Linked DNA regions of Homo sapiens: region 2 is linked to region 1. A link is a loop called in an ENCODE intact Hi-C map of the cell type or tissue named here. Cell type or tissue: endothelial cell of umbilical vein. All regions are shown on one strand. Links, peaks and the distances in the headings refer to the core of each region. The heading gives the core; the rest is flanking DNA. Region 1 holds the start of ZSWIM2 (zinc finger SWIM-type containing 2). Region 2 overlaps ZC3H15 (zinc finger CCCH-type containing 15).

Region 1 (9,907 bases), core at 664-8,663:
AGTTTACAGATATATAGGTCAGAAGTACAGGCAGTCTCAGCTAGGCTCTCTGCTCACTGTCTCACAAGGTTGAAATCAATGTGTTATCCAGACTGTGCTCTTCTCTGGAAGCTCTGCAGAAGAATCTGCTTTCAAGCCCATTCAAGTTGCTGCCAAAAATCCAGTCCTTTGCTGCTCAAGGTCTAAGGACTCCATTTCCTTGCTGGTGGTCAGCCAGAGGCCACTTTCTTCTTCCAGAGGCCACAGAATTCCTTGTCACATGGCCCCTTCCATCTTCAAAGCTGGCCAAAAAAAAAAAAAAATTGCTTCCATTCTGACTTCTCCTTCTGTCACCAGCCAGAGAAAACTGCCTTTAAAGAGTTTATGAGATAAGATGAGGCCAACCATAGTTATCTCCCTTTTAATTAACTCAAAATCAAATGATTAGTAACCACAATTATACCTGCAAAATCTCTTTTGTCACATAACACTACATATTCACAGAGGAAGAAATTATACAAGGGTAAGGGTCATTGGGGTCACTGGGGTCATTCTGAAAATTCTGCCTACCTCAGCCCTCTTTAGTTCTCTTCATTGTCAGAGGTTGAAACCTGACTTTTTTTAGGCTAGTCAATGGGGGAGAAACTAACATTATCTACTTATTCTGGCATCTTAAAGTCCCAGTCACACTCATAGTGGGTTATATATTTATTCATATTACACTTTTATGTGCAAAAAGTTTAAAATATTTTCTCTATAAATGGTCCAGTTGCTTTTGATAGACTTCACTTTCTTTGTTCACAAGAAAAAAACTCAGCAAAATATAATTTAGCCTGACTTAATTACCAAATAGTCTTTTAGATAAATGGTGTTCACTGTCAAAGAAAAACTGCATTGGATGGAGTTAAACAAGCAAGGAAGACTTTATTAAAGTCTACTGCAATATGGGAGTGAGATTAAACATGACTACTGAAACAAAAGGTGGCAGTTTTTATATTTTTTATTATTATTATACTTTACGTTCTGGAGTACATGTGCAGAACGTGTAGTTTTGTTACATAGATTCACACGTGCCATGGTGGTTTCCTGCACCTGGAGGTAAACTAGTGGAAAAGTACTGGAGGACTTTAGGGTGAAGGTTGGCCAATGTGACTAAGCCACCTGTATTTGCTAATTGGCACTTATCTAAATTAGGCTTCTATGCTGCTGCAAAGACTAGGATACGAGAGCACTATTTTTATTGTTGATTCTATTTCAAAGAATGCCTCCCAGGTCCTTGAGAAAGACATGACTAGTTGTCACATCTACAAGAGGCTGCAAGAATATTTACATCTTAAAGGGGTAGAGAAAGAATTTATAATTCCAAGTTTTCCGAAGTAAATACTCTAAGAAAAGGGAGGTCAAGAATCTACAGTCAGGAAAAAATCTGTCTAAAGTTTAGTCAAGCTAAGTGGAATGTTAAGACCATCATAATCACTATTAAGGATAAAATGCCTAGAATTTTAGATTTCCACTCATTCCCTATTTCATCTCAAAAAGATACATGAGTGTATGAGGAAATAAAAGCTCTGTAAACACGTGTCTGATAACAAAAGCTGATGACCTTAAATTTACACAGTGTCCCCTAGACTCTTGCTGGTCACTTCTGCAATATGGGCAGTCTGAATTGTTCCTTGTTAGTGAACAATGAGTTGCGAGTTTTGACTTTTTTTAAGGTGGTTGTGCTGGTGCCTCCCTCTGGAATCCTTAGTTCTATTTGCTTCCAGTCTTGAAGTCAATTAATTCTGTATCTTCTTTGTCAGATACCAGTATTCTGCCTTTCTTTTGTGCCTGATCTCTAGAAATAAACACAAACTCTTGTATCCATTTCATGTTTTTAATCCTTGAGAACCAGATCATTTACCTGTCTTCCACAGGCACCTCTGAATATTGCTTGCCATGTGTTAGACATGGCAAAAAGCTGAAGTTTCCTAGTAGCCTGCAACTCTCTAACACCATTACAGAAGTATGCTATACACACACACCTGCTCCAGGTATTCAGTCATCTTAAACTCATCTCAATGTTTCAATCCATCACTCCATATATTCCGCCCTCAACCCAACTCACACATGCCCATTTGGAGACTGGCAAGCTGACTTCTTCTAGTGACTTCCATCACTCTTCTTCCTACTTCCTAGAGCATTCTTTTCCATATAATTCCAAGGTCTAATACTCTAGGTTCAGTTTTTTCTGTCTTAACGGGAGCCATCATAACTTTTTAATACCTGTCTTTCATGACAATTGTATTGCTAAAGAGGCTAAAAATTAATCCAAGAAACTCAGGTTTATTGATCCATGAAACTCAAGCATCTTTTTTTTTTTTTTTTTTTTTTTGAGACAGGGTCTTACTCTGTCACACAGGCTGGAGTGCAGCAGCACAATCTCTGCTCACTGCAACCTCCACCTCTCAGGCTCAAGTGATCCTCACACCTCAGCCTCCCAAGTAGCTGGGACTACAGCCACGCATCACTACGCCCAGCTAATTTTTGTATTTTTTGTAGAGACAGGGTTTTGCCATGTGGCCCAGACTGGTCTCAAACTCCTGAGCTCAAGCAATTCCCCCAGCCTTGACCTCCCAAAATGCTGGGATTACAGGCATGAGCCACCGCACCCAGCCCACAGCTTTGTTTTTTGCAGTAATCACCTCCCTCTCACATGGGGAAATATGCCACAAAATATACCTGAAGGAGGATATTTAATTCTCCAATTTAATATTTTCAAAATATTACCCCTATCACACACTCTTAAGAGATGAAGCAAACATATGGGATAGTCACCTGACTATAAAAATGTTTTTAAAGTCATAACTGACAGATATCAAAACAAATATCTTACAAATAGAATGAAGTTCTGTCTAGCAATCTGTGCTTTCACTTTTTAACTTCTATGAAAGCATAAACACCATTATTTTTACCATCCCCCAAAATGGAATTTATGAACCTATATTCCATTGATATAATGACTATTGTGTCTTAAACATGCGACCCTTTGAAAATGTTTATCACTTATACATGGAGCAAGTAAACAAGTATCACTAGCTATAACTAAAACACAACAGCTTTAACAATTTTTGCTGTTTGCTTTTAAAAATTTTATAACTTTATTTTATATGTACACACATGTATATAAAGAGAGAGAGAAAAAAAATTGATGGTTGAATAAAATGTCCTCACTCTGAAGCCCAACTCATCATATTATATAGCAAATATGGAGTCATTAATTTATTGAGTTTTTAAAATTATACATATCAATATGTAAAATAATTTAATCCAATTTATAATTTCTTTTGCTCTTGATATGTGAGTTTTTTTCTAATGTTATAATGTATTTCTTTAACATCTAGTACCATTAAATTGATTCTAAAGTTGGGAGTATGGTAGTATGAATGTGAGTTGTTATTAGTCAGAATAGGAGAATAAAAATAAAATTTAGTAAATTAAAACCTTAGACCTTAGACCTAAGACTTTAAGGGTTGGATGATGTTTATCCAGGTGTCTCACCTGTGAAAGCTGCCATTACCATCATCTTCTTTCATCTTTTGCCCTTGCCATTTTCTGAGAACTCTCCTGCTGTTGACATAATCTAGTTATGATTTCTGCCCATGATAAAATAGGACAAATATGCTCTATCTTTGGCCACCAAGGCAAAGGTTACTGGACCTCCAAGTAGTGCTATCTCCTGCTTTTAATTTCCTATAGAGATTCTAGTAATGTGGCTTCTTTTTTCAGTAATTATGACTCAAAATGTTGACCCATACTTTATTACAGTTTTCCCCCTAAAATGTGGTAAACAAACCTCAGAGACAATTTAAATTATTGGAGGTACAAACATTGCATACCTTGAAACTCTTATTCCTTAGTATACAGATTTGTAAGTTTCATGTACCCATAGTCAATGGATTCTGTGCCACCATTCAGGACGTACCACCATCCACCATTCTGGCTGTACCATCCCCAACACCCACCCCTACCCAAACATGCAATTAAAAAATGTTCCCTCACTTGGAAGACCATTTCCCCTCCAACACACACACACACACACACACACACAGAGAGAGAGAGAGAGAGAGAGAGAGAGAGAGAGAGAGGCAGAGAGAAATGACTTAAGGATCTGGTTTCCTCCCAAGTAGCTGGGACTACAGCCGGCGCCACTACCGGTGATGCACTTCCTAGGGTTTAGAACTCCTGTCTTCTACATCTTTCCCCCAGAGACTCAGTCAATCTATGCATATAGTGAGCAATCAGAAAATGTTCGTGGAATATTGTGGAACGTCAAAAATCACTCTGGGCTCTGTAACCTCGGCTTTCTGTTAAAGATGATGAATCATCACAGGATAATTTCAGCATCCAGAGCCCAGACTGCAATCGGGTTTGCAACTGTCCTAACAAGTAGATTTCACCATCTCTGCCCCGAGGAAGCAGAAGGAACGCAAGAAAATTGACAGCTATGCCTTCGGCCTCCAGCTTCCAAGTCGGCCAGATGATTATTAAAAACACTCCTCAGTCAAGGGCGTCGCTTCGAAACGCAGTGGAGGCTGGGGAGAGTTGCAGAATCCATGCCATCCCGCACCTTTGTCGCCCGCTCTTCTTCGGCGCAGGGCACACCGGGACACCCCGAGCCCAACCACCGTCACCAAGGCAACCAGCCTGCACGCCGTCGTCTTGGAGACCGGCTGGCGCCTCAGTGAGCCGAGCAGAGGGGCCGCCTCCGCCCGCACCCAGCATGCTTCGCCGAGGCTATAAGGCCTCTGAAAGGCGAAGACACTTGAGCGAGAGGCTCAGCTGGCACCAAGACCAGGCGCTGAGTAGCAGCATCTACCTCCTACGAGAGATGGGCCCCACTGGCTTCCTGCTGAGGGAGGAGGAGCCGGAATACATGGATTTCCGAGTAACTACCGCCCCTACCGCCCCCAGTTGGCCATCATCCCCGCCCACCAGGTTCCCCCACTGGCATACCCAATGTGCGTAGCCACCATCACAATCTCTGCGGATACTTGCTGCCTCACCCCCGAAAGCGCCTTCCCACGAGTGTTCCAGACTCTAAAATACGTGAAATTACAGAAGGAAATAGTATTTATTAGAAGTTTCTTTTTTGGAGGTTAAGACCAAACTGCAACTCTTGTAAAAGATGATGGCTCTTGATCTTTAGGCTTGAAAATGTCAGAGGCGTATGAATACCTGGTTGGCATTACATGTGTTCTTGGATCTGTTGTTAGTGGTCCTTAGTCCTGTAAATCAAACGAAATGAAAATTCTACAATCTGCTAGCATACTGTAAATATTTTCTAAATAAATAAATAGGTTTCCCTTTACTCTTTGCTCACTCTGAAACTGTATGAAGGCCCTATTAAAGGATGGTTTAAATGGCAATACCTTGGAAAGATATTAATGAATAAAAATTCAAGTTTACTGAAAGACCACAGATATTTCATAATTGCATATCCCATCCTTAACCACTCAAAAATTAGCCACTGCACTACCTCCTAGGAGTTGACTTACAAAATTTTACGTTAGTGCCGTGAAGTTTAAGAATTGAATGCAATTTACTAGTCTGTGCTTATTTAAAGCATCTTTTTTTACTTTGTTGCTTCAATACTTACTGTATTTAATAGTTTTAGCCAAACTAGTCTTGGTGAATAAATTTTGTCCTCTTGAATAAAATTAAATAAATTCACCGACTCAAATGCACCAAACAAAAATCCAAAATGAGCTACCTTACAAAAGGTGCTTAGCTCCACCCCAAAGTAGAATTTCCTTACTGTGAGGAATTTATGGGTTGATATTTGCTTTTTTTCTTCTCTGACTTTGGGAATTAGATTTATTTTCACCTGCCTAAGGGCAGGTCACTTTAAAACCATCCTAATTTGTTAATTTGCTAACAAAGATAAATAATGAAGCCTAGAGACTAGTATCAAGAATTAAGATTCTCCAGTAGAATCTATTCAACCTTTTTGAATCACCTAAACTAAATTACCTCTTCAAATCTCTTTTATTAACTCAGTTTTGCTCTAACTCTCAAATTTTACTGGTCTTTTTAAGTATGCATTTTTCCTTTAAAGGTTTTTCTAGGAAATCCTCACGTTTGTAACTGTTCCACATTTCCGAAAGGAGGGGAACTTTGTAAGCATATCTGCTGGTAAGTGACTTTTCAAATGAAGATCTTCCATGAAGGAACATCTTGGTGTGTTAAATATTTTGCCTTTGTCATGGTTTCAATAACAACAAAATTAAAGAAATTTGGTGTTTGGGGAATATAAAGTTAAAATGGTCATAGCTTACCAATAAATTTTTCAGTATTTCATTTTATTCTGAAAATTGAATAACATTTAAATTGAGAACCATTTTATAATGTTAATGCTTTTAAATAGAAAAAATCAATTTTAGATTCTCATGTACAAATGTGAAATCTAACTATAAAACGGGGGAAAAATCCTGATCCCATCACTGCTGATAATTATATGGTTCATTTGAGATATTGCTGTGCTTCCACAAATTGTGTTTCCAAAATCACGTTTTCTTGAATATCAAATGTTCCATTTTCTACATGTATACATAGGTTGAAAGTGTTCACCTTTTCCGTATTGGCCTATGGCAGTCAAGTTTCAAAATATTTTCCTTTTCAGTTAACATTTGACTATGAATCACTTTAAATTTTCATGTATTTTTATAAATAGTTCAGGTTATTTATTTTTTATAAAAAGTTCAGGTTTCTTACATGCATATATTGCATAGTGGTGAAGTCTGGACTTATAGTGTACTAATCACCCCAATAGTGAACATTGTACCCAATAAGTGATTTTTCAGCCTTACTCCCTTCCCACCCTCCCAGTTTTTGTAGTCTCTGATGTCTTATTTCACTCTATATGTCCATGTGACCCATTGTTTAGCTTTCACTTACAACTGAGAACATGCAGTATTTGACTTTCTATTTCCGAATTATTTAACTTAGGATATTGGCCTCCAGTTCCATCCATGCTGCTACAAAAGACATGAGTTCATTAATTTTTATGGCTGAGTTCTATTACATTATATATATATATATATGTGTGTGTGTGTGTATATATATATGTTTATACACACATTTTATTAATGTGGTATATTTTTATGCCCACCATTATGGATACTTAGGTTGATTCCGTATCTTTGCTGTTGTGAATAGTGCTGTGATAAACATATGAGTTCAGCTATCTTTTGATATAATGATTTCTTGCCCAGTAGCCATATACCCAGGAATAGGATTGCTGGGTCATGGTAGTTCTATTTTTAGTTTTTTGAGAAATCGCCGTACTGTTTTTCATAAAGGTTGAACTAATTTACATTCCTAGCAATAGTATATAAGCATTCCCCTTTCTCCAGGTCCTTATCGACATTTGTTGTTTTTTGACCTTTTAATAATAGTCATTATGACATGTATAAGATGATATCTCATTGTGGTTATAATTTCCACTTCTCTGATGATTAGTGATGTTGAGCATTTTATTATGTTTGTTGGCCACTTGTATATCTTATTTTGAAAAATGTCTGTTCATGTCCTTTGCCCACTTTTTAATGAGGTTATTAGGTTTTTTCCTGTTGAGTTGTTTCAGTTCCTTATAGATTCAGGATGTTAGCTCTTTGTCAAATACGTAGTTTGCAAATATTTCTTAACATTCTTTAGGTTGTCTGTTCACTCTGTTGATTGTTTCATTTGCTGTGCAGAAGCTTTATAGTTTAATTAAGTCTATTAAACTATTTTTCTTTTTGTTGCATTTTCTTATGAAGACTTGATCATAAATTCTTTGCCCAGGCCAATGTCCAGAAGAGTTTCCTAGTTTTTCTTCAAGAGTTTTTGTAGTTTAAGGTCTCACATTTAGGTCTTTAATCCATCTTGAGTTAATTTTTGTATATGGTGAAAGTTATGAGTCCACTTTTATTCTTCTGCATATGGCTGCAATTTTCCCAGCACTATTTATTGAATAGGATGTTATTTCCCCAGTGTATAATTTTGTTGACTTTAACTATAAATCTTTCAAGATAGAAGTAGAACTCTATTGAAGATTATGTCTATTAAATCTGAAATTTTTCCTCTAGTGTGAGAATCTATTTGTAGGGTAATTGACCTTTAGAAATGAAAAAAAAGTTCCTTAAGCTTAAATACAAATCAACTCATTTTGTTTTGCCTACCTATACTCATACTAACAAATTATTAATATTATTTTAATTTATTTGATAGTTAACATGAAAAAATAAGAAATTAAGAAAAGATTATGACTTACTTTCCCATTTCTAGTGCTTTTCTTTAGAAGTAAAAAAGTTATATAATTATTTCTAATGTTTTTACTAAGTTTTCTGCTCTTTTATTTCGATCACTTTTTATTAAGCATCTAGTAACACAAGTTATTTACTCTAGTTGACATAAAGATAAAATATGGTCCTTTCACAACTTACAATTTGGTATTATGATTATATTTAAAATAGTTTTTTTTCCATTTTCATTTTATGTCAGGGGAAGGGTATTCTCTTTTGATTATTATATAACTCATGTTGTACAATATTGTAACCATTAAGTAAATGGAAATATAATCAAAGTGCTTCATATACTAAAGTATATTTAGTATCTTTGAATAATAATTTAATAGGCATTTCCCACATTTTTTAAAAAGTCGCATTCCATTTTATTGGTAAAATTTAAAAAAAATTTTTTTATATCATGCGTTAGAGAGGTATATGTAGGAAAACAGCCATTTGGTACACTATCCAGAAAATTACTGCCTTTCCAGAGAAGTTTAAAGGCAGTACCATAAAAACCTAAATCCCCTCATTATCCTTTCCCTTTGAATAACTGTATGTCGTAAGAAATACATGGACTCTCTCTGACAAATCTCTTCACACCAAATGTCATTTGTTTTCATTAATCATACTTTTTTCACATATGCTTATTTTAAAACATAAGTTTAACAACTATTATAACAGAAAATTGATGATTTTTAAGTTTATTCATAACACTTTCCATAATATAAATCTTATAATTCAATTTCTATTCTAAATATTTTTAAATGTCTTTTGAGTTTATGCCAAAAATAAATGTCTTGATTTTTTTTCTACTTGTGAATGTTAGGGTCTTGTTGAAAAAATTCAAGCTTCCAAGGAACCATGAATGTAAGTTTTGGGGTTTGGGTTTTTTGTGTTTTTTTTTTATTTTACTACTTTGAAGTTAACAAATATAAGAATGTTTTATTTAACATTTTCTAAATTTAGATGGTTACTTTTCTAGGGAATCGTAACTATCAGTAGCTCAGCTTCTTAAACTTAAGACACTTGGAACATTTTTCATCTTTAAAAAAATGTAACTTTATATGTCATTTTCAAACTCATAGGCACTTAATAAAAACAGGTATGAAACAATGGCCAGTTATTAAGTAGGAAAACATTTATGTATTCTAAGAAAAGGTTACAGTGGTTTCTGTGTCTAAAATTATTTTAATTGTGAGAAAAATAGCAAATGTGATTTTTTTAGATCCCAGAAATAGACTGTTGGCATGGCACATTATTTTATTCAAAAATGTTTGCTGAATGAAATTGTTTTGCTAAACAAAAGCAGAGTAAAATGTAGTTTTTAAGTGAGTACTTAAATTGAGTTTGGAGTCAGTTATATATTTATATAAGTTTAAATTCCAGAGTTCTCAAAAATAAGAGAGAAAGAAAAATAATTGCAATACAGGTCACTTAAATTTGTACATCTTATAATAAAGATACTGTCATTGTCAAAGGGTTAACTGCAGTTAAGGAATTGTTTGACCAATACTAGACCCATCTAACAACTGCATTTTTAAAAGTATTAATAAATGTTTCTGATATTCATGAATAATTAAAGTGATAATTAGTTTTAAATTTTTTCTATTCAAAAAGAA
Region 2 (9,907 bases), core at 578-8,577, 340 kb after region 1:
GGTGGACAGTTACAACATCAATCATTTTCTGCAATGACCATTATATTTTCAATTTATCATGAACTACTCTGAACTTACTATGAGATGTAGCCAAAGTCAGAAGAGAAGATGTAGGGACAAGATGCCTTTTTTGCAGGAGGTTAACTCCTCCAGAATCAGCATAGGAAATAAACATCCTGTTGATTCTAGGTGGAAAGAAATTAATGTAGTCAATTTCAACTCGTGCTGAGCTGACTTAATTTTTTCAGCGATGTGTTTGGTGTCATTCTTCTAAATCAAGTGTATTTAATTCTTCTTCTAGTTCATCCAAATCCTCTCCAGTGAAAAGATTTTCATCAACAGGAACAGCATCAATGGCTCCATTTTCCGTTCCCTCCCTCTCGTTGTCCTCTTCCAAGTCACTTCTTTCACCATTTTCAGCCCTACCTCCAGAAGCTTCACTTAATTTGTTTTCTAAATATAAAAACTGGAATCAGTAAGGCGTAGAAGCAGAAAACACCATTCCACATTAGCAATAGACAACATAGACTGATACTACACTTCCTCTTTTCCTTTTCTCCATGAAAGCCATTTCCCCAGAATTACTCCAGCAAGAACTGATCATTCTTTTCTGAGCTTATCTGTGCCAATTATCTATACCTACTATAAAATACTGTTTTTCACTGTAGCCATTTGACTACTTAATGGTTTATACATTTGAGGGCAGGATCAATCTTCTACACCTCTGTGTTCCCTACATGACCTAGCAATTAGATTTTAAATAGTCAATTTCCATATAATATTTTATTTGACTAAATGGTTATGGAAACCAAAAAAATGTTTGTAATATAAGCAGCTACTTGGCTTTTGGTTTTGCAAATAGTATTTAAATCATGCTGTTGTAATGCTGTGATTGTGACAGCAGAAAATCTTCATCATGTAATCAAATTGTTAAAAAAAAACATAGTGCTATACAGCTACTTTTTCTTATAGGTTATAAATAACTGAGAGAAAAAAAATGCTGCCTTTTCTTGTTCAATGCCATTGACAATTACACAGACATTTTTTAACAGCCTAATTTAGATTTTAGTTATTTCAAACATCTCTGATGACAAAGTCTTGGGAATTTTATAATCTCTGAATTATTTGCAGTTGTGCCTATTGTCACCAAAGCCCCTACTTCTACAAAGAGCAAGTCAATCTGAATACTGGCAAGATAGTGGTTTGCTAACACTCTCAGATCTTGGGAGGGCAAGCTGGTTTTTCAAGTTACAGCTTGTGTGCTTTTATTGTAAAAATAATGTTCAGCCTTTTCTGTCTCAGCTTTTGCCTTAATGGGCATTTCTTCTGCTGTTTTCTCCCAGAGCAAGCATGCCAAACTTTTACCCCTTTCTTCAAGTACCTAACTCAAGGCACAATTAGACATAAATTATACCAACAATCCTAGACAGCCTTCCCTCCATTCTCATACCTAACTCATTATTTATACTTTCATGTATTGCTTCTATAACTAATCTTTTATCATCAACTTCTCCTCCTTACCAGATCCTCTTCCTCTGAGCTACAGATACATTTAGGTTTTCCATATCCTAAAAAGCCCTTCCCATGACCATGTCTTCCCTCTAAACATTAAGAGAGAGAGGACTGTATTCATTTTTCTTCTCACCGTTATCATTGCAGTCTCAATGAAACTGGCACCCTATTCCTATAACCAATTACAACCAGTAACTTATTTATATTCTTTTTCATCCTACTTGCTTCTTTGGAAACTTGTTTCTTGATTTTTCTCTGACCTTCTCAATGTCTTTCCTAAGCATTTCTTCTTTTACTTACCCCATAACACTGATGTTCTGTAGGGTGTTCATGTCTACACAATATCCTAGACAGTGCACTTTTGATAATCAAAAAATCTCAAACTCATGAGGTCCCGAAGTGAACTCATTGACTTTAACTCCAAGCTCATTTTTGTCTCCTTCTAGTTTCCATTAATGATTTTAATATACACCCAGCTGCTCATGTCTACAGCCTTTCACTATTTATTACTGCTTTTATTTATGGTCAAACCACACATTTATGTTACCAATCTGGTACCTGCACACATCTAAGTTTGCCAAGCCTGGTATAACCCCCTTTAGATAACTTCCTAGTTCTTAAAATTAGGCAAAAGTTAGCATACTTACCATCTTTATCTGAAGTATATGTGCTGAATCTTTCAAGACTGGCTACAGTAATACCTGTTTCATCTACATCTCTTGGGATGTACAGGCTTAAATCTATGTCATTTACACTCACTGAATCATCAACCTTTAACAACATATAGAAAAGAAAGTTGTTACAAATAAGAACAGTTTTCTTTTACTCCTGACATTTATCTTAATGAGCCAAAATTATCACTGATCCAAGTGAAAACAAAAGACCAATTACTGGCCAGGTGTGGAGGCTCACACCTGTAATCCCAACACTTTGGGAGGTCGAGGTGGAGGATCACCTGGGCTTAGGAGTTTGAGACCAGCCTGAGCAACAAAGCCAGACCTTGTCTCTATAAAAAACAAAAACAAAAGATCTATTTTCAAAATTATTTTTTCTAAACTTCGTTTAAAAAGAATAGCAAGGTGGTATATGAAACTTCTTCCTCTGCCATCACATTTTTATATATAGAGTACAATTTTTTTCTTTCAACCCAGAGGCCAGAATTTTGTAAGTACACAAAAAATCAACAGTAAGTTATCTGTTATTACTAAATCTGTCAACAACCAAATGACTGTGCTATTGTCTCATGCTCCCTACACTGCAGTTTTAAATTAGTGCACTTGTCCCATAACTTTTAAGCATAAAATATTAACCAAAAAATAACTCTCTCTTTTAGAGGGAGGACAAAACATACTTTTTACAGGTAATACATATAGCACTCAACCACATACTAGGCACTGTCCTAAGCTGTATAAAGAACTACTAATTCATGAACTCGATTAATTCTCACAAACTATGATGTAGAGATAATCATTATGTCCATATTAGATGAGGGTGGAGGCCTAGATTAATTTCCCATGGTTGGAGTAAGGATTTGAACCCAGGCACTGTGGCTCTGATGTTGGTGGCTCTTAACCATGTTGTGGTATTTTCTATTGTTTCTTTCAATTAACATAAGGAGATGAGGCACAAAGCTTCCTCTTACCTCATCACCACCTGTTCCCTGGGTGTAGCGGGTATCATCTGCTTCCTCATCATCATCATTGACCAGTTCAGGACGAAATTCAAACACTTCACGACCACTGATCTATTGAGACACACAAATATATCAACTCAGGACAAAAATCTAAACATTCCTTGTCACTGATGAAATAGAAACAAAATCTTGCATGACACAGAAATTGAAAATGGAAGAATAAAGAATCAGTTTGGGTGAGCCTGAGACATACCACTAGTGCTTTCCCTGCTTTGAAGTCAGCTTTCCTTCTTTCCATATCTTGTTCAAGTTTATCAATCTTTTCTTGTCTTTTCCTTTTCTTCCAGGCAAGAAAAGATTCTAGAGTGATTTTGGTAACATTTGGACCTAGGGCAGAACGCTGCAATGGTAAAGAATTAATTTTTTTTCCACAGAAGTCACCTCAAATAGTGCTTAGTTGCAGTTATCTCTTAATGTGATTAATTCCTTGCCCATGACTATCCTGAAGATATTACATTGGAATAAGCTAATTTATGTATTTTTTTACTTTACGTGGCAATGAGCAAAATGAGTATCCAGAGATACAAACACTAAAAATATATTATTCTGAGCTAGATTTCTTCTCACCATTGAAGATGAGTAACTTGTCATAAGAAATTGTTTTAACATGAATCAATTGCTGAAAATAATAAATATATTATAAAAAGCACCATAACAATATCCAAGTTTCATTTGTGTTCCTGAGAAGATGAGAAATAAAACTAAACAAACAAACAAACAAACAAACACCTACTCCTCAGGGCCAATAATCAAATAATAAATATATAGAACAAAAAATTTGCTGAACACTTGCCAGGTATTAAATGCTTTACACACACTATGCACTGATCCCCACAAATAGGTGAACAAAGGGTAATGGGGAATTTACCAAAGATGAATAGCTAACAAGTGTCAGAACCAGTATACAAACCATCTCAAATATACCTGATTCTGAAGTCTACATTTTCTATTATAGTGTGTTATATCCTGAGTGAGACACTAAATAATAAGGCAAAATGGATATAGTTTTTAATATGCAACCCTAAATCTAATGTTTCTAATAATCTCAAAATTTTCATAGAATAAAACTGTGTTTTGTACGGAGCCAAAGACAAGTAGCTGAATATCCTCTTCAGACTCATTCCCTTCTATAAGCAGAGTGAGTGTTTTGAGTCCAGAGCTGATAAAACATATAATTTAAAAACTAGAGTGTTGTCTTCTTCCGTACATATGCTAATAACTAATATACTAGTGAAAAAAGATATCAGGGCGAAAAATCTAAAACTATAAAAATTCAACCAATCTGAGAACTAAGCATTTTTAGTAACTCAATCTTACAGAAATAATTTGATAAGCCATTAGCTAGTACTTAAAAGACTGTTTCACAATCCTAAAATTAATGTCATGATTGGCTAATGTTTATGGCTAGGTTAACATTTTACACATACAAGAATAATTAAAGTAGGGCAACTTTGGGAATAGATCACAATATTTTTTTTTTCCTTTCATAAAAGGCTATTGCCCCAAGTGGTAAGTATTAGAATTTCACAATAAATACTGCTTTCAGTTTTTATGGTAGGAAAAGGATACCAGTTACCTCTCTCTCAATTAGATCTTCTAATGAAATTTCATCTTCTTTCTCTTCTTTCTTTTTATCTTTTTTCAACACAAATCCAGGAGGAAGTGCATGACGATACATGCAAATATCACCCCCTCCAGGGCATACCCAAAACCAGCCATACTTGTTGTTTTCAATAGCTTCCAGGAAATGCTTGCACACCTATAGAGACAATATTATTCACAAGCGGTGGCTCAGTGTAGGCCATTTCCAAGGTAAATGCCTGAGTATATGGAACAAGTATACACACAAGTACGTTATATTACACAAGTACATTCTATTCATTTCTGCACATAAGGGTGCTCTGTCTAGCCTCTATTCTGTGCAGAAATGCAACAGAAGTTTATCTTAAAATATGTAGAACAATGGCAAATTCCCTTAAAGGGGAATCTATACAGTTTTCATTTGTTCTAAATTCTAAATCATACGAAAATGACTTACTTGTTTCAGTTACCCTTTGTAAATGTACGCCCCCGAATCAGAATATACAATTAGCTATAAAAAATAAAATCAGGCCAGGCGTTGTGGCTTACACCTATAATCCCAGCACTTTGGGAGGCCGAGGCGGGCGGATCACCTGCTGAGGTCAGGAGTTCAAGACCAGCCTGGCTAACATGGTGAACCTCCACTTCTACTAAAAATACAAAAAATTAGCTGGCCGTGGTGGCACATGCCTGTAACCCCAGCTACTTGGGAGGCTGACGCAGGAGAATCTCTTGAACCCGGAAAGCAGAGGTTGCAGTGAGCTAAGATTGCGCCACTGCACTCCAGCTTGGGCAACAAGAGCAAAACTCCGCCTCAAAAATAAAATAAATAGAATAAATGATTTTCTTTGGTTTGATCTTTCCTAAATAAAAATGAATCACAAGCAGTATACAGGAGCAAGGTACAAAAGGAACACAAAGAGAGTGACCCTTCACAACATGGATAGAAGATACAATTGTATTTAAGCCTCAAGTATTAAGCTTTGCAAGTAAGAGAAAATTAACAAACAGTATCCGCCCCCAAAAACAAACATAACAGATGTGTATGAATGTAGTATTTAGAATTATTCTAGCACAGCAAGACTTTTTACTGTAACTTCACTATAAATATAGACATAAATGCAAAGTTTGAGACATCAAGAACCAATTTTTAAAGGTACATTTCCTGGAATTAGAGCCACTACCTACCAAAAATTCATTTTGGAATTCATATGTAGAAATATTTTAAACCTTAAAATTTAAAAATCTATCCCTATTAAAACTAAATACATTATTAAGTGGGTTAGTTTAACAGGCCTCCTTCCACTCTGTGCAAAAAAATAGGGATTTTTGTCTGGATATGTAATTTTGTTTATCCATATTTGAGAACGTTCACCTCAGAAAATGGCATTTAAAGGACTTCAGTAACATAGTTTTATTCTTGTTCAGCTATTTCTGAACAAGAATCTATAAAATCTAACTTGTAAATTCCAAAAATAAAGCTTCGTGTACCTTATCTTGATGAAATCAAATTTTCCAGTAACTTACAGAATAATCTAATAGAAAATAGCAGCAAATACCTTGCCACATAATTCTCCCTAATGATAAATATCACAGCAACTCAATTCAAGAAAAGGACATACTATTTGAGTTTTTGGTTTTTTCTTTTCCGCCTCACCGTGCTTCTTGTTCACTACTTCTTCCAGCTTTTTCTCATCCCAATTATCCATAGTATCTAAATAAAGAAATGAAGATTAAATACTGTAATCTTATCTACTACTCCCACAACACATATCTCCTTAGACACTAATGCTGTGTTATAAGACTCATGGCTTAACACATTTTTCTTTTTCTTTTTGTTGAGACGGGGTCTCACTGTTGCTCAGGATGGAGTGTGATAGCATGATCACGGCCTACTGAAGCCCTAACCTCCCTCAATCAGCCTTGATTGACTGAGCTCGATCAATTCCTCCTGCCTTAGCCTCCCAAGCAGCTGGGTCTACAGGTATGCAACACAATGCCTGGCTAATTTTTCTATTTTTTTGTAGAGATGGGGTCTCATTATGTTGCCTATGCTGGTCTTGAACTCTTGGGCTCAAGTGATTCTTCCTGCCTTGGCCTCCCAAAGTGCTGGGATTATAGGCATGAGCCACTGCTCCTGGCCTCACGGTTTTCTTAAAACACCAAAGGCAGAAATAAATAGTTTTAAGATTATTCACCAAGGCCGGAGCAGTGGCTCATGCCTGTAATCCCAGCACTTTGAGAGGCCAGCGTGGGCAGATCACGAAGTCAGGAGATCAAGACCATCCTGGCCAACATGGTGAAACCCCATCTCTACTAAAAATACAAAAATGAGCTGGGCGTGGCGGCACGACCCTGTAGACCCAGCTACTTGGGAGGCTGAGGCAGGAGAATTGCTTGAACCTGGGAGATGGAGACTGCAGTGAGCTGAGATCGTGCCACTGCACTCCAGTCTGGGCGACAGAGCCAAGACTCCGTCTCAAAAAAAAAAAAGAAAATTATTCACCAAAGCTTCCTAAGTACTTTGGATAAATGAGCAGGTAGTACTGAAGGAAAGGGTGACAGACAATTCCAAAATAAATCACTGTTTTTTAAAGTATCTTCATTTACTTAAAGGGCATATTATGGTAATTTTCAGATTTTATAAAAAATAATAAACCCAATTAATTATTTTTTATAAACAGTCTATTAAGATTGAAATGTTCTTCAATTTAATAAATATCTTAGTAGCAAACCGAAAGTATTCAACATTTATTTTTAAGAGAGTGTTTTTAAAAAAATTACCTTTTTCAAGTTCTTCATCTCTTGCATCAATGTAAACACTTCGCTTTTCACATTTTCTCTCCAGAGTCAAGTCATGGGAGAACTTACACTTATCTCCTTTAGTACACTGTCCTTGCTTGAAGAATGCACATACTACAGACTTGGGATCTGCACCTATGTCAAATGGCATATGGTATTTGTATTATAATCTGCCAGGCTGTAAAGTATAGATTCTACCTGAAATATGATGAATTTTGGTTAACTTATTTTCCATTCACTGATGTGAGAGGAAAACGGCACTTATGGGTGATTAGCAAGACATTTCTTTAAAGTTCTTTTTGTAGCATTTATGTCTACTTTTGTTTCTTTTATTCTGACTATGAAAGGTGGCAGAGAGTGGGAAACCAAACAAGAACATAGGCTATTTCACAGGCTTTGTCTAGTTGATGTCAATAGGGCAAGAGGCAAAAAGGAGGCCAGGCATGGTGGCTCACACCTGTAATTCCAGCACTCTGGGAGGCCGAGGCAGACAGATAACGAGGTCAGGAGATCGAGCCCATCCTGGCCAACATGATGAAATCCCGTCTCTATTAAAAATACAAAAACTAGCTGGGCGTGGTAGTGCGTGCCTGTAATCCCAGCTACCTGGGAGGCTGAGGCAGGACAATGGCTTGAACCAGACAGTCGGAGGTTGCAGTGAGCTGAGATGGTGCCACTGCACTCCAGCCTGGTGACAGAGCAACAATCCATCTCAAAAAAACAAAAACAAAAACAAAAACAAAAAAAGGCAAAAAAGAAATGAACATACATGACAGAACAGTGCCAAAAACTTGGGACGTACAGTTTATTCAACTATGGCTTTGCTTACCTACTACCAAAGACTGAATGTTATAAATCAATTAGCAGTCTATTAAATTACTAATTTTGCCTTAAGTGTGGGGTGCATGGCTGCAGTTCAGCTGTACAATGACACAGATGTGAACATATACAGAGGAATCATAAGCAACCCACTGACATAGGTAATTTTGATGGAGTAACATTTTCATTCAGACATAACTGTCTCATTATCTAAAGAAAATAAACATCAAAATAAATAGTTTTTAGCATAAACTACATTTGATAAAAAATCACACTTCTGAAATTTTAAGTTTACCTTTACTTATTTTTTGAGCAGCAACTACAGGTTTGAACAGCTCATTTAGCTCCTGCAATTCTTTCTTCTTGTCATCCTTCTTCAATTTCTTTTCAGCTTCACTCTGTGCTACCTATAATATTCCCAGGTTTAAAATGTAAATTTGATTGTTTACAAAATTGTTTTTACTACAAAGTTAGCATTACCATAACAAGACACTTGCATATTTACAGTCCTTACCTTTTAACATCAGTGTTATAATGGCCTTACAGAGTCTATTCAATGTTGTGGTTAAACTATTAAACAAAATTGTAATGATGGTACCATGCCTAGTTAAAAGCAAAAGCTTACAGCAACAAGCATTTATTAAGCACTTACTACATGCTCAGCATTTTTAGCAAATAGTTTTCACCTGCAATATTCTTCTGTGAAAACAACCCACTCCCCAGAAACGTACAGGTTCATTTTGAAGATGAGACAAGCAAACATCCTGAAATGTACAGTCCCACATGATAATGAATTATACCACCCCAAAAACCTATATAGTGCCCTCATGGAAAAACACTGGGTTAGGTCAATGTAGGATATTAAACAAAACAATTCAAAACAAAACATGACATATAACATAGTTCCAGGCACACGATTTACATACCTAATATGATTAGAGGATTCATCCAAACATTTATACGTCAGGTCCTATGTTAGATGACAGAGAATACAATGAAAAGACAAAGATGCTTATTTAAAGAAGCTCAGAATCTAGCAGGATGACAGACATGTCAACAACTGTAACATAGTACATAGTGCTCTGGGAACAAAGAATGCCCATATACCTGAGAAAACTAAATTGAGCCAATAACCTTATGGATGAGTTTTTCTTGATGGGCAAGAAAAGAAATACAGAAAGAGCCAGCCAATGCAAAGTTACAGGGACTAGAGGAATAAAGTATGAGAAACATCAGTAAGATGCTTAGATTGCATCAGTAGCTTGAACAGAGTTCTCTCAACTGTTTAAAGTAACCCAATAACAAGGTCAGGTCACATTTTATAAAATATCAAGAGGGCAAGTTTTGTAGAGGATGGATTGGGAATCCAAGAATAAAGGCAAGAGGCTGCTGCAACTGCTGTACACAATAAAACACAAGAGCTTAAAATGAGCATTACTGGTAAGGATGGAGAAAAGGAGACAGAGCTGATAGGACTGACTGAACATGAAGTATAAAGGG

Evidence for each region. A loop is a pair of places that touch in the nucleus more often than their neighbours do. Peaks named below come from ENCODE experiments on the same cell type or tissue, not always from the same donor. Only the 100,000 strongest peaks of a DNase experiment are listed, where the experiment ranks them.
Region 2: a loop joins it to region 1, with 4 times the contacts of the local background. A loop is called at or near these places in 1 of 110 quality-filtered maps.

What each region holds. Positions count from the first base shown.
Region 1 is chr2:186,843,965-186,853,871 of GRCh38, reverse strand. ZSWIM2 (zinc finger SWIM-type containing 2) reads left to right here and starts at 4,702. Exons shown (of 9, transcript NM_182521.3): 1 at 4,702-4,906; 2 at 6,077-6,153; 3 at 9,115-9,155. The coding sequence starts at 4,742. In endothelial cell of umbilical vein, for the core only: no CTCF peak of the experiment used is centred there; a DNase peak (open chromatin) is centred at 4,601; H3K4me3 peaks cover 890 bases.
Region 2 is chr2:186,499,089-186,508,995 of GRCh38, reverse strand. ZC3H15 (zinc finger CCCH-type containing 15) reads right to left here. Exons shown (of 10, transcript NM_018471.3): 3 at 8,703-8,814; 4 at 7,571-7,723; 5 at 6,409-6,500; 6 at 4,782-4,964; 7 at 3,399-3,545; 8 at 3,155-3,256; 9 at 2,160-2,283; 10 at 1-453. The coding sequence ends at 263. Among named protein-coding and RNA genes, the nearest start is that of ZC3H15, 18 kb to the right of the region's middle. In endothelial cell of umbilical vein, for the core only: a CTCF peak has its summit at 4,747; a DNase peak (open chromatin) is centred at 4,695.